Regions from separate parts of the Homo sapiens genome. Here region 2 is linked to region 1. Evidence: read pairs that join two places in POLR2A ChIA-PET (ENCODE). Cell type or tissue: GM12878. All regions are shown on one strand.

Region 1 (8,000 bases):
CCACTCTGGAAGGTTTATGCTCTGAGCTCAGGATAGTTGGGGAACACATTTTTAAATCTTGGTTTTAAACAAAAAGAGAAATTTATTAAAATGGAGATATAATTGTGCATGGTACATATATTTCTGAAAAGTTATGTATAAATCAATTATGTTAAAAGCGCCAGAAGTTACTTTTTATAAGTGAACTATTACGAATAATTTCATAAAGCAAATAACCACCTCTAGCTTATCTGTCAGGTATATCAGAATTCTCATATATCATAGTCTCATAAGACTTGGTTAAAGCAGATCTATCTTAGGTAGGAAAAAATAGTAATCGATTATACTTAGCTGCTTTTATCTGTAGTGTGGGTGACTTTTTATAACTATTATGTTTTATAATGTCTTCCTGAGAGAATTTCCTAATTTTGTAGTTCATATAAGAGAAATACAATTTTCTAGCATTTTCTGACCTTACAATAAATCAATTATGAATGCATTTTAACAAATATTAAGGTAGGATAAACCAACAGAATAAAAAGTTGGTATTTACTTACATTGAATATCATGCAAATAAACTCAGAAAATGTCACCAAATACTGTGGGCTATATTTCTCAATGATAGGGGGAAGAATTCAACCTTGGAGAAAATGACCAGATCACTTTACTGCTTATATCTTCAGTATTAGAAAAACTGCATGTATGATTTTAATAGAAATGCTTTTTATAAAGCTAACATTCAGAAATGGGATAAAATGCAATAACATCTTTCCTTTGTGCATTAAATTCCCTTCTAATTCTAAAATTGACATTTGTATCTTGCTTAGGATTTAACATTGTTAATTATAATACTTTTAATGACTAGTTTTAATCTCATTATTAAGAAGTAGAAAACTTACTAAAAAGGAAACTAAAAATAAATGTTGTTTTGCAGATTATTGTTTGTCTTTTGAGGATTATTGTTTTTTAAGTAGTGTGCATCAATTCCCATCTTTTGGGCACTCAGCATGTATATTGAAATATATATACATGTAAAATATATAATAACAACCTCAGTCTGAAAAATAATCTCTTAAACTGATATGCTATTTTCTGGTGAGTTTCCAAACAATTGCTATTTTCTGAATCTGTTTGAACAGGTAGGAAAAGGAGAGCCAGCCTTTCCTCAGGTGAAGTTACTTTTGATATTCCCCACAGTTTAGTGACTAATCCTGGGGTGGAAGCAGGTGGCTGCTTCAAGTGACTGACCAGGGAAGAGAGGTCCTGCAGTAGCTAACTTGGTGATCTCCCAGATAAGCCTTCAAGATGGGTCAATTTGTTGGAGACTCTAAGGTTGAAGCTCTTCCTATTTCTATAGTGCCTTACTTATCCTGAGTATTTTATAAATATTCTTTGAATGAATAAGTGAATGAATAAACTAATTTCAAAGTAGAATGTTTCATTCAGAGCTTCTGACATCTGTTTTAAGATGTACTGGATAAAACATAAGATCCATCTCTGCCATGAAGTTACCATACAACCTATCCTTCAGATTTTGAATTGCACGTATGCTAGGTAGAATCATACTCTATGCAACCTAACACAAGGAGATACTCTTCAGGTGTATTTTCTTTCTAGATGTATCTTCTTCCTACTATTGGTAGGCCTTAATTCTACCATTTTTAGGGACTAGGATAGGAAGTTAAGATTTCTACCCATCTCTCCTCTAAGTCCTCACACATGCCATTTTAGGATCCTCCACTGTCTGATATCCTAAAAGCTTTGTTTCAGTGGAAGGAGTTAGTGGGCAAATTATTTAGTCAGGCAAACCAATGCCTCTCTCACACTGATGGACTCAAGCAGCAATTGCTTTAGAAACTCTCCAAAGATGACAATACTTTGACTTTAGCCGTAACAGCAGTTCAAGCTGAAAAAAACCCTTATGAACTTAATTCTGCTTTGGCAGGTCATTAAATGAAATATTGAAAACCATACACAAGAGTATTGTGAACTAGAAGTTAAAGTTTTCTAAAACAAAACAAAGTTAAAAGGTTCCTATTCAATACTTGCATGCTCTGTATAATTTTCTCCACAGCTGCATGTTTGATGGAAACCATTGGCCCACTTTTGTTATTTGCCCCATCAACTTTAGTCAGACTTCTTAAATCTAATATGACTGGATTTGGTCATTCTGTTAGCCATTTTCTGCTCTTTTGGCATTTTATGAACAAACTAAAACTATCACAGCGCCTCCCAAGTATAATTGTACTGGTTGTAAATAATGCTAAGTAGAGATGCTTGAGCTTGGCCTTCTTTATTAAAACAACAGATTTCACTGCCAGAGTTATGCACCCTGATTACTCCTTCACTTTGTATGTTATTGAGGGTTTCTGAATTTGCAATTAGCCCAGTGACTGATCTTGATTACCAGGGGAGTGGAATTAGGCTTACAATAAAGCAAAACCTGCCCTCTTGTGTTTTATTAGAAAATTGCACAATGTAGTAAAGTTCTTAAAGCTATTTTCCTCTACCATGGTTGATGGTCTACCCCGAGTGGAAAAAAAGGCTGGAAGATTTGCCATGAATTCAGAAATCAGAACAGACAAAGCACAATATTTAGAAAGAAACAGTTTCCTACATAGGCTCTCACGATTCCCCGTTTAATCTATTTTGAAATGTTAAATGTTTACCAGTAAGCCAGAAAAGTTTAGAGGAACATTTCAGGCCACTGGGCAAAAATGCTTTTAGGCTTGGCAAACACACACAGAATATAATTTAGTTAAATATTATTTATATGATCACATTGCAGCTGGAAACTGGGGAAACTTATTTTTTCTATTAAAAACCGTCATCAACAAGAAAAATTTGGGGAACGTTTTTTAAAACAAATGTTGGATCAATGTATTAAAACTATATATAAATATTTGAACTCAGGTGTGGGTTGAGCAGTGTCTGAAGATGTCCTTTAGTGTGGAAAATTCGCTTTTCAAAACTGGGAGCCCATGGTGGCTTTATGTTAGGTGATTGATAAACTCAAGTGATAAAGAAAACATGGCCTCTTTCTAGTTTTTATAAACCTTTCCCCTCTAGGGAAATACACAGGTAAAGACTAAAGAGAAACACGTGCACATGTAATTTATTTGCTTATTCTGGCTAGTTTTGTTTGTCAGAAAATTGGGGCTTCGATTTTCCAGCTATGTCTACCTGCTCTTCTTTTCTGGTGGTTCTCTCTGGAAGAAGATTACAGACCTGGTGATAGTCATTGTTTTTATGGAGAGAAAGGAAAGGGAAAAACATAAGTGAAGAAACTGAAGAGTCTGATTTGAATCACATCAAATGCTGACAGAAGATGCAGTCTTTCCTGGAGAAGAACCATTAGCTTACTCCCTACTGATACACTATATAGCATACTTTGCTGAAGACCTATTTTCCAATGCGGCAAATGTATTATTATTTTAAATTATTATTATTATTTTTTGAGATGGAGTCTCACTCTGTTGCCCAGGCTGGAGTGCAGCGGCGAGATCTTGACTCACTGCAGGCTCCACCTCCTGAGTTCGAGCGATTCTCCAGCCTCAGCCTCCTGAGTAGCTGGGACTACAGGTGCACACCACCATGCCATGCTAATTTTTGTACTTTAAGTAGAGATGGGGTTTTGCCATGTTGGCCAGGCTGGTCTCCAGCTCTCGACCTCAGGTGATCCACTTGCCTGGACCTCCCGAAGTGCTGGAAATATAGGCGTGAGCCACCGTGCCCCACCCTGATATTATTATTTAATAATACTACTTAAGGTTTCATTTCCAGTATTTTTATTTGTTTTTTCAAATAGCAAGATTTGTCTTGATCATTGCCACTAATCAGTTTTTCCTTCCTAAAATTATTTTTGTATTTTGAGTCTTGCATTTCATGTCAAGGAGGTGTGCACAGCAGAGACATGTATGTCTTGGTGCTTTAAGTCATTAGGCTCATTTGTACGAGCAAATGACTGGTCTCGAAAACAGAAGCGTAATCTCTATAATAATCCGTGCAGTTAGCTATTGCTTCTTTTTCTCTTCTTCAACTGTGGCAAGCACACAACTTTCAGGCTTTCCTAGCTTGAAGTCTGATTTGAGCTGCCCATTTTCTTTTCATTTTAGGCATTTTACAATTCCGAGACGTGTAGCATTTTTATAAACTCAAGGTCATTTTCTTTCTTTCTGTGCATATCTCTCCTCACTGATGTCCTCTTATCAAGATGCAGGCTTCTTTGTGTTTTTAACATTTTTACTTGAGATATTTCCAACGCTTTGATTCCGTGCTGACTCTAAATCGTTTGCTGTCAGCTACACTTAGTGCAGATCTGGTGCGTCTCGGCCGCCGCTCAGTCCACCGAGCTCTTGACAGCATTATCGGGCCTCTCCAACAATCAAAGGGCTCTTGCAACCCAGTAACATGCAAATTTGTTCTTTATCTGCTTCAGTCTGTCGCAGCGCACATTTTGCAGCTTAGCTGCACAAAAGCAGGCGTGATGAAAATCATTCTGAAGTTGACGCTGGGAGTAATGGGTATAAATTCATTGTTTTTAAGCAACCGCTACTCACAACATGCAATTACAGTGAACTCACCTTGCAACTAGATGGCTGCCTTAGAGCTGGTTTCCCCTTGCTGGAGAGATGATGCAATTGAGCGGCTTTTATCACAGGGCAATCTGCTCACCCTTGCTGTACTTGTCAGCAGGTAATCCCCCTGCTGCTCTCTGGGTTTGCCCAGGCTTCTGGGTGTGTGCTTATCTATACACAGTCCCAGGAGAAAACAAATCCTCCTCTAGGTGCGGCAGCTCCTTCCCTTTTTATGTCTGTCAGCTTACCCGACTAGAACTTGTTCCTTTCCAATGAACACTAAAAATGCCACCAGGAAATATTAATCTCAAAAAGCCCACTATATTTTTTTCTACTTGAACCACCAATAAGTGACTTGACCTCCCTGTAAGAAATCTCTGGAAGTCTAAGATAAGGGTTCTTGGCTCCCATGAATAACATGGTCTTTCCTGAGCCCAGTGACAAGTTAGTTTCAACACACTCTGGCGTAATTGTAATTTTCTCTGTAGAAGCGAGCACTGAGTCTGTGGTCAGGGAGGGCTCTCAAGGGATATTTTCAATGATAAAGGGGCACTTTGGGAATAAAATATGAACAGGCCTCAGCCGACGTGGAAGTGAAACATGTTAGGAGAGAGTTTTTTCTTTTTCCTTTTCCTTTTCATTTCTTTTTTTCTTTTTTTCGTGTAAGAGAAACATAACATAAAATTTGCCATCTGAACCTTTTTAAAGTGTACAATTGAGTGGCATTCAGCACGTTTACAATATTCTACAACCGTTACCACCATGTTTCCAGAGCTTTTTCATCATCCCAAATAGAACTCTGTACTGTTAAAAGAAAACTTCAGACAAATTAAATTTGATGGAATTTAATTGAGCGAAAAGAAGAATTAACCGTTCGTGAATCGGGCAGCCCCCAGAATCACAGCAGATTCAGAAAGACTCCAGGGGTGCCTCGTGGTCAGAAAAAAATATAGACAAAAAAAGGAAAGCGATGTACAAGGATTGGAAGTGAGGTACAGAGATAGCTGGATTGGTTACAGGTTGGCATTTGCCTTATTTGAACACAGTTTGAACACTCAGCAGTCTATGAGTGGCTGAAGCATGGCTGCTGGAATTGGCCAACACTCAGCTATTGTTACAGGCTGCATACTCCTAAGTTAGGTTTTCAATCTTGTCTTCCTATTAAGCTAGGTTAGGTTTGTCCACAAGGACTCAAATATAGAAGTACACAGTCCTTCTCAGGCCATATTTAGTTCACTTTAACAGTACCCATTAAATGGTAACTCCCTCCCTATGCCTCCTCCCACCAGCCTCTGGCAACCTCCAACAAGGCTTTGGGAAGTTCCTTCCATCTCCATCCTGAGACCCTCAGCTCTGTGATTTGGATGGGAATCTAACTGTCTTAAACAAATTACTCTATTCCAGACCCTTGGCCATGGTGTCTCAGCCATGAATGTGAAACTGAAAGCCAAATAATGGAAAGGCACTTTTGCTGAGGGTTCTGAGAAATGAGGCCCAAAGACCAGGTCTCACCCCTGAGTCACATGATGTGAAGATGTGAAGGCTGGAAATGTAGCAGCCATCTTACCTGCTAGAGGATTTATAGTGGCCACTTATTAAAAAATTTAATTTAATTTAGAAGTAGCCACTTAAAAAAATTAATTTAGACCAGTTTGAGTTGGGGGTTTCTCTTACAAGATAAATAATCTTAACTAATGAACTCATCTTCAGAGAATTTAAAAAGAAAATGAGGAAACAGAAGCATTGGCTTTCTTGCTTATTTATTTGTAGATACCATATTCCATGTTTTTAAGTGAGTAAAAAAATTTTTTTTTCTTTGTTCTTTAAAGATTGCAAGAAACGGAGTGATGTAGCAATTCATAGTGAAGGATGCCAGCAATATACAGAAACAGGAGCATGTAGTGGTTCAGCATGGCCTCTGGAGGCAGACAGAGAACGGGCATTTAAATTCTAGCTCAATCATTTATTTAGCATGTAATTTTTCTTTAACTTGTATTTTCTAACTGCTCTGGACTTTAGTTTCCCTGTCTGCAGAAGGATGTTGATGCCCCTCTTGTTCCATTTACACACACACAGAGGCTGTTGTTAGAATGAATTGAGTTAATCTATGTAACTTCTTCAGAACAGTGCCTGTCATTAGACGGGGTGGTTTAAACAATGGAAATGTATTTCTCACAGTTTGGAGGCTGGAAATCCAAGATCAAGGTGTCGGTAGGGTTGGTTTCTCCTGAGGCCTTTCTTCTTAGCTTGCAGGTAGTCATGCTTTTGCTGCCTCTTCAGTCTTTCCTCTGCGCATCTGCACATGCCTGGGGTCTTTTTGTGTGTCCAACTTTCCTCTTCTCACAAGGGCACTGGCCAGGTTGGATTAGGACCCATCCTAACAGCCTCATTTTAACTTACTCACCTCTTTAAAGGTCCTGGCTCCAAATATGGTTCCTTTCTGAGGTACTGGGAGTTGGGACTTGAACATATGAATTTTGGGATTCAACTTGAAACAGAGAAGTTGCTCAATAATATTTAGGTTTTTTTTGAAGTTTTAGATCTGGGGTTACACATGCTTGTTTGTTACATGAATATTACATGTGTAATGGTGAGGACTGGGCTTCTGGTGTACCCATCACCCAAATATTGAACATTGTACCCAATGGGTAACTTTTCAACTCTCCCTCCCCTTCCACTCTCCTGCTTTTGGATTCCCAGTATCTGTTATCTCCTTCTTCATGTCCATGTCTGCCCATTGTTTAGCTCCCACTTATAAGTGAGAATATATGATATTTGATCTTCTGCTTCTGAGCTCACTTAGGATAATAGTCTCCAGTTCCACCCATGTTGCTGCAAAGGACATGCTTCATTGTTTTTTTATGGCTGCATGGTATTCCATGGTGTGTAAGTACCACCTTTTCTTTTTTTTTTTTTTCGAGATAGAGTCTCGCTCTGTCACCCAGGCTGGAGTGCAGTGGCACGATCTCGGCTCACTGCAAGCTCCACCTCCTGGGTTCACGCCATTCTCCTGCCTCAGCCTCCCGAGTAGCTGGGACTACAGGAGCCTGCCACCATGCCTGGCTAGTTTTTTGTTGTTGTTGTTTTCGTATTTTTAGTAGAGACGGGGTTTCACCGTGTTAGCCAGGATGGTCTCAATCTCCTGACCTTGTGATCTGCCTGCCTCGGCCTCCCAAAATGCTGGGATTACAGGTGTGAGCCACTGCGCCTGGCCATGTACCACCTTTTCTTTATCTGACCCACCACTGGTGGACACTTAATTAGTTCCATGACTTTGCTATTGTGAATAGTGCTGTGATAAACATCTGAGTGCAGGTGTCTTTTTTATAGGCTTTCTTTTCCTTTGGGTAGATGCCGAGTAGGGAGATTGCTGGGTTGAATAGTAGTTCTATTTTTAATTCTTTGAGATATTCTCATACTGTATGTTTTCCATAGAGGTTGAAC
Region 2 (8,000 bases), 180 kb before region 1:
TCTATTGAATCAGAAACTCTGAGTAGAGCCCAGTAATCTGTGCTTTAGTAAGCCCTAAGCATGATTCTGATATAGCTAACACATGAGGACCACAGCTCTGGAATGTCCCAATACCTTGAATTTCCATTTGGACAAACCTTCAAAATATCTGTCATGTCCAGAGATATCTTCTGAGATAAACTGTCTGCAGCTCTTGCCAAAAAAAAAAAAAAAAAAAAAAATCCTGTGCTGATCATGCGACTCCATGCCAGGATTGGCTGAAAATTGTCTAACACCTAACCAAATGGCTACCAATGCAAGGGGCCAACAACGTAACAATTCTGAAAGCTAAGTTAGGCTAATCATCTTCTCTTAGTAGATCAAACTATAAAGCAGAAAGGAAAGAGGCCATAGAAATTGAAGTTGAAAGGAGCTGATGTTGGGACAGGCCAGACGAATCAAACTGAGCCATGATAAAAACCAAAGTTTTGAGGGAGTAGAAATTACAAGTGAGGAAAGACAGATGGCTGGCAAAGAACAAAGAATGTGCAGACTTTGTATTAAAAATGGAACCAGTCATTAGAGCAGCCTCTAGTGCCTACTAGCAGCTTTTTAGTACAGTCTTCATGTAACCTTATTATGTCACTTTTTCTGTGTTCACGTGCAATCTTTTGACTGAGTCTCCATTTTTCAGAAATTTCAGAAAATTTTTATAATAAAGCAGCAGGCTAGCTTTCAGTTTAACAGCTAACATTTACTTGCTTACATGTCAAGACAGTCCCTAATATTAAGGCTTTTACATTCTATCTAACACCAGACTGCTCTAACAGTGGTGTGAATAGAGCTGTCTTAATTGAGTCTATGGATGAACTTTCATTCCAATAGCGAACACCAAGCCTGCTCTAGTTTCCCATTCGGGTAAACTCCAATTAACAGTCAGAGAAGAAAATATTTCTATTATGTGGAAAATAATTTTGTAAAAGCAATCAGAAGACACAAATTATAAGAATCAATAAATAGCTCAATCAGGCTTTTGGCCTCGTTAGGGGGAAAAAAGCAGCAAAAAGTATTTCTGCCACTGGGTGTCTCTCCTGCTCTATGAATATAAATGTGGACAGTTAACTTTTCTAGTGCAGGTGAAAAAGCATGTTTAGACTTCAGGAAGGGAAAAGAAAGAACATATTTTCTTTTTAAACACCTTACATAGAAAAGCATTCCAGCCTTAGAAATAATGGCAACATAATCCTGGGATTATTATAGTACCGGAACAAGACAGAAAATAAAAATGCTAAATATATTATAACAACTGTGGGTCAGTAAAGTTCCTTATGCTATCCTGTGTTTTGAATCTTAGTTTTTATCTTTCCTTCTTAGTATTAAAAAATTAAACATGGCATTCAATTTAAAGTTTTATTTATTTATAATATTTTACAGAATATCTTTAAAGTTTCTGACTTACAGGATAAAGTTTCTGACTCCATGAAGTTACAACTCTACCATGAAAAGAAAATCCTCAGGTTATTTACTGAGGAATGAGAATAATATAGAAGGAAGGGACTCTGGAAAATAAGATATATGTCACCAGCAAAAAATGTCTTAGGATTATTCAAAGTTAATAATCTTCCAGAAAAAGCTAACATTATAACGAACACAAAAATTATTTCATTGACATAACATATTAAACAAATTGAACTGGGTCTGTCCCACACTTTATTCACTGAATTTTAGATGATTCTTCCCTTAAAACTGTACATAAAATGCTTAAAAGATAAAATGCTAGCTCTGCACTCAGTGTTCTTTTAAACAAATCATCTCTTTAAAAAAGTCTGTTTTCTTCCTCTCTTCAGCTACCAATTTTTTGTTTTGCCACAAGCAAAAATTGTTTGTTCACTTTGAAATTAAACTCAATTTGTGTTCACTTTGTTCACTTTGAAATTAAAATCTAATTTTAAAACAGGTGGATACTAATTGTTAAATCTTATTATACTTAAGACTTAATAATACACATGAAAAAAGTATACACTGAAGAAGAAAAATACTCTTAATGAGCATACAACAGGTGGTGAACACTTGTAAGGAAATGTGTAAGGTTTAAGGCAAGCTTAAAGGAAGCAGCATTGGCAAAATAAAGTAGCAAGAAAACTTAGAGGCCAGCTTCAATAAATTTAGCCCCAGCTAAATGATGGTAAATGAGAAAGGAGGAGAGCCTAAGGGGAAAGGGTCCTTGGGTTCTGGGGCAGCACCTGGAACAGACATTCCCGCCTCCCCATGATCCTTGTCTCAGAGCCCCAGTGGTCTCCCACACTCACGTGTCTCAAGATATATCCTGATTAGTCTAAATCAATCAGAAATTCCCATACTCTTACCAGTAGGAGGTAAACCTAACCCTTTTGACATATTTGTCTACTTTTATCTTCTTTCTTTCATGTCAACTTACATTTCTCTTATGATGCTATGACCCAGTTCTGAAAAAGGAAATGTGATAGGAAGCTTCTGGGAAAGACTTCCTTCCTCCTAAAAAGTGATACTGAATATTGCAATCATCTAGACATGATGCTCAGAACTGCCACAGCTAACTTTGAACTTGAGGCAGCTAGCTTAAGAACAACACTGATAGTCTGAGGATAGCAGGGTAGAGAGATGCTAAATAAACCACCCTGGAGAAGCCGCAAAACTTCTTGTTATGTAAGATAATTCATTTCATTACAGTCTACACCACTTGCATTAGGGTTTTCTGTTACTTTAAGCCAAAAACATTCCAACATGTTACCAGCAACACATTACTGAAGCTAAATGGAAGATCCAACCCATTGTCTTTTGGGACATGGAGGAAAAAAGGGATAACACTAAAGAATGAACATAGCTGCTAGAATTTTAAAAACAGTGAGATGGCAGATGTGGCAGAGCCTGTAGTATTATTCCAGTGAAAACCAGTCTATATGCGCCTTTAGGTAATAACACTCTCAGGATTCTGGGTACTTCTTGGTCTCTAATTAGAGTACAAATACAGTTAACAAGGATTCTAATCTTTTAAAGAAGCAGTTTTATTTCATTGTACCTTAAAATATTATAATCCTATTTAGTACTTTGTCAATCGGCATCACACTTGCCTGACTTTGTTTAATCTAGACCAACTCTGTAAAATAGAGGATTAACCAAAGTCTGGTAGATATAAAATACATAATTGGTTTGAAAGAAAACAAATTATGAAATTTAACCAGAATAACCTGTAACATTAATTGCAACTATCTGCACCAGGTTACTCTAATTCAAACCTCTGAGACATGTGGTAATAGTCAATTTTCTGTAAAAAGCATAGCAAATCAATTTTTCCTACTTGTAGCAGATAATTAGGCAAACTAGCAGAAGTTTCTAAAATGAATTGAACATTTTCCCTGTAAACAAATTCCATACCTGAGGCTACAAAGTAGGAAGAATCCCTCTTAAGGCTGTATTTTAAAACACATTACTAAAACAATGTGAAATATGGACTTTTAGATCAGCGGTTCTGTACATAAGAATCAACTTTAGAGCTTTAACTGGCTTCCACTCCAAACCAAATCTATCTGAGTCTCTGGGTGTGAATATCTGAATTTTTGTTTTAACCCTCATAACCTTAAACCAGATGCATACAGTGATGGGTTAAGAACCACTCATTGATACTTCAATGTAGAGTTATTCACAAAAGCTTTTAAGCATTTTAATCAATAAAATGATGTGATGTTTAGAGGAAGCCACATAACAAGGCTGGACGCTTTTGGATACTTCTGGCACTTTCTAATGATTAATCCCCGAAGGTAAGCCTTGCATAGAATGTCATGCTTAATGAAAATACATACGATTATAGTGAGGTTTTGCCCCTTGTTTAAACATTGTTGCTGACATACTCAATGTAACTTCCCCATTGTAGTATAAGAAAGACAGCTTTTAGACACAAGAGTAAGCATAAAATCAAAATCAGTCACAAAAATCAGGAAAAGGTAGGTCAGAAGGAGACAAAACTAAGAACTGAATCATAACGGTTAGTATGCATCATAAAGAAAAGCTAGCCACAACTCAAGATGTTGAGGAAAACACTGGAAGACATAGGCAAGGTTCAGGACAAGGCAAGGTATGACTGGGATTCAGAGGTCCAAGCATGGCACAGGGCACAAATGTGATCACTTTATAGCCTGGGATAAAAGTTTACATGCCAAATTGGTGATGAAGAAAAAGACCAAAAATGGAAGCCTGGATAAGGAGGCAAGTAAAAGCATATCAGGATCCAGAAAAGTCTCATGGATCTACTCAATACATAAAACCACCTTTTGAGCCAAAGGACTACAGCCTGGAAGGCAGGAGAGGAAGTGCTAATTGATCTGTACTCCACTAGAGGCAGCAGGGTTTGCACATGCAACAACTGCAGCAGAACATTACTTCCTAGTGAGCCTTGACCAGTCCTAAAAATAAGGGTCATATGAAATAATGAAGTCTTACAGTTAAAAAGGACCTGAAGGCTGTGTGCGGTGGCTCACGCCTGTAATCCCAGCACTTTGGGAGACCAAGGCAGGCAGATCACCTGAGGTCAGGAGTTCTGGCCAACATGGTGGAACCTCGTCTCTACTAAAAATACAAAAATTAGCCAGGTGTAGTGGTGGGTGCCTGTAGTCCCAGCTACTCAGGAGGCTGAGGCGGGAGAATTGCTTGAACCCGGGAGGCAGAGGTTGCGGTGGGCCGAGACTGCACCATTGCACTCCAGGCTGGGCGACAGGGCAAGCCTCTGTCTCAAAAAATAAAATTAAAAAAAAAAAAAAAAGGACCTGAGGAGCAATTTAGTCCAACCATCCATTCAATGCTCTTAGTAGACCTGGGTTCCATCAATGCCTTTCCAAAATACAGAAAAAAGTTGGCATCTTTAAAAAGATTAAGGAAATGAAAGGACTAAATTAACTTCCAATAATGATCTATACTAGTCGAAAGTATCATTAATGAAATTTAACCTTTACATTCATCTGCATTCAGAAACAATTTGAGTAGCTTACACTATTTCATTTCTTTCACAGAAAGAACTTCAAATTAACCACTTTAAAACATTTAGGGCCAAGTGCAGCGGCTCACGCCTGTAATCCCAACACCTTGGGAGGCCAAGGTGGGAGGATTGCTTGAACCCAGTAGTTTGAGACAACCTGGGCAACATAGCGAGACCCCGTCTCTAAAAAATAAAAATAAAAAAAATTAGCACACCATTCTATCACTAGATATATGTTTTTTCCAAACAAAGGATATTTTTAAAAAGTTTATCCCTTAAAACATTATTTGTGACCTACTGTCACAATTCTCAAGTTGCTTTTTTAGCTGTGACAAATTTACACTTTGAACTAAACAATCAGTTTAAGCTAATGTGGCCTCACTCCTGCCTCACCTCCACCCACCCCACTCTATGGCCAATGGGATACAATGGAATTAAATTTTTCTCTTAAGCAGATTGACTCTTTCAAACAGCCAATGAACTCATGAAGAGGTAAACCCTTAATGCTTTTCTTTGACAGATGGCCTACAAATCCTTACTCCAATATGTTAATTTACAAATCAGTTATACTTCATAGCATGTTCATCATGATCATAAGAAGTCATTCATTTCTGCTGGGGGTGGAATCTTACCTCAGTAGGACAGAACATAGTTACCTAACATTTTGATGAAATATTTCATATGAGTACATCTGATTCTGAGAAGTATTATGGACTCTGATCATCCCTAAATTGTTGTAAGCTTCAATGAAGGCAATCCCTAAATCTGTTCAAACAAGCTAGTACAGAGTTACCCATACAAAGTAGCTGAGTTTCTAATCTCATTTAATCATTAACAATTTAAATTGTTTAATTTGTTACCATTTTTCTGTTTATAAAAATAATGCAAGGTTATCATAAAAACAAAAATGTTTAGAATGTATAAACTATAAACTACACAAGTTGTTTCCTGTCTGGAGCCAAAACAAACAAGCAAACAAACAAAACTATACAATTCTACCAACCCAGAGTATCAAAATAATCTATTAATATTTTTGTGCTTCTTTCTGTTTTATTCTTTGCAGGTTTTAATACACTCAAGTAATACTCTGCTTTTAAAAATTAATATGATGGCTATCAAAATGCTATAAGAAGATTAATTTAACCATTTCTCTAGTTTTGGAAACACAGGTTGCTTTCATTTTTGATTTTAAAAATACAACATGAATATATTTGTACATAAATCTTTTCCTGAATTTAGGATATATTCAAATACATATTCTTACCAGATTCTCCAGCACTAAAATGATCAAATGGATTCCCTTCGGCATCTGGGTTTAGTAACACCATTTCAAATGGGATATCTTCCACCTGAGAATTCTCCTTGTCATCTTGGCATGTATACTTGTCTGCATAAAACACATGCCACGTTTGTGGAGACGGAATCTGGGACACTGTCAGATTATGTTCGGTCTGGTTCATGGTCACTTTAAAGAGAAAGAAAACACCTTTTGTAACAAAATTCTCAAATGTGTTTCACTGTTTTAGTCATATAATCAATTTGAGGTTAGGACAATCTTTTAATTTTTATTGTCTCAGAAATCCAAGACCTTGTGTAGTATTTGGAATAAGTCTTGTAAACCAGATATTTATAGAATAAATCAGAATTTATCTGCAAAGGAGATAAAAATGATGTTTTTAACCAAGGAATCACTATAAAAGTATGACTATAAAACACCACAAGTAGAATGGCTTCACTGAAACTCTGAATTCTTTTTTTTTTTTTTCTTTTTGGTTTTCACATTCGTATTGGGAGCGATGGGAGGGGCCTCCTCTGTCAGTGGAGGTGCTCAGTTTCTTCAGCCACTCCAAGCTGGAGCTCTGGGGATCCTGGGGGTGGCCGGGCACATTGGTCATGTTCCCATCATTGCGGACGGGCAATGGGTAGTTGTAGGGCATGGTCTCGTAGATCATGATGAAGTACTTGGTGTAGGGGCTGAGTGGGGGCAGAATTACAGCTAGGCTACCAATGATGAAGGACACAACCAGCACTGGCTCCCTGGCCCAGGCATTCTTGAGGAAAGTGCCAAGTCTCGCCACCATCTTGGTCTCGGCGGCTGAAACTTTGAATTTTGATTTTCGATATTTTCACAGTTTCCGGGTTGGTTAATGACATTCAAAAAAATTATTGTGGTAAAATATACACAATGCTAAATGTATCATTTTAACCATTTTTAAGTGTACAGTCTATGGCATTAAGCACATCTACAATGCTGTGCAACAATCACAGTGACATTTTTGAAGATTACTCGAGTTAAATTTAAAATGGAGCATTCAACTTACAAAATCATTATATCTAAAAACTATGTATTTTCAAAAGATTTTCCAAAATCTTTTTCTGATTGGTTGTTCTTTAAAGGTGTACAAAAAGCAGAAAAAATAGAAATTACAGGAATGCAGAAGTTATTATACTGGATCAGGTCCACATGAAGTAGTATGATACAGTCAGGGGTGGGGGGTGTGTGGCATCATTCAGATGTATGTTTGAATCCTGGCTTCAATACTTACCTGTTGTGTGACCTTGGGTAAGTTACATAAGCAATGACACTCACTTTCTTCATCTGTAAAATGAAGATACTACCTACAGCAAAGGGCTGATATAAGCACTAAGTTATTTGAGTCACCTAGCATGGTAACTGTCACAGAGTAGTTGCTAAATGTCAATTCTGCTTTTCCTTTCTTTAAAACAAGGTAGTTATATTAGTAAGTGGTTCTCAATCCAGGGTAATCTCCTTTCCTCCAGGGCATCTGAAAATGTGAGGGGATAGTTTTTTGTCACAATAGCTGGTTAGATACTTGGAGGGGGGCTGTGTTGAACCTCATGCAAAGAATTATTCCCCCTAAAATGCCAACGGCACTCCCTTCTGAGAAACACAAAATGATGTCTAAGATTCCTTCTGGACCTAAAACTATTAGGTTGGTGCAAAAGTAATTGCGGTTTCTGAATCTGACCTGACCTAAGAGGCACTGACTAA

Evidence for each region. Peaks named below come from ENCODE experiments on the same cell type or tissue, not always from the same donor. Only the 100,000 strongest peaks of a DNase experiment are listed, where the experiment ranks them.
Region 2: POLR2A ChIA-PET joins it to region 1 with 5 read pairs; 9 of 35 experiments call an interaction of 5 or more read pairs at or near these places.

The regions. Positions count from the first base shown.
Region 1 is chr13:94,430,221-94,438,220 of GRCh38, reverse strand. DCT (dopachrome tautomerase) reads left to right here. Exons shown (of 8, transcript NM_001922.5): 8 at 1-1,410. Among named protein-coding and RNA genes, the nearest start is that of DCT, 45 kb to the left of the region's middle. In GM12878, a CTCF peak has its summit at 2,426; a DNase peak (open chromatin) is centred at 4,638; H3K27me3 peaks cover 120 bases.
Region 2 is chr13:94,610,642-94,618,641 of GRCh38, reverse strand. GPR180 (G protein-coupled receptor 180) reads right to left here. Exons shown (of 9, transcript NM_180989.6): 3 at 6,252-6,452. It also overlaps the pseudogene NDUFA3P5. Among named protein-coding and RNA genes, the nearest start is that of GPR180, 13 kb to the right of the region's middle. In GM12878, CTCF peaks have their summits at 1,055 and 4,350; no DNase peak of the experiment used is centred here.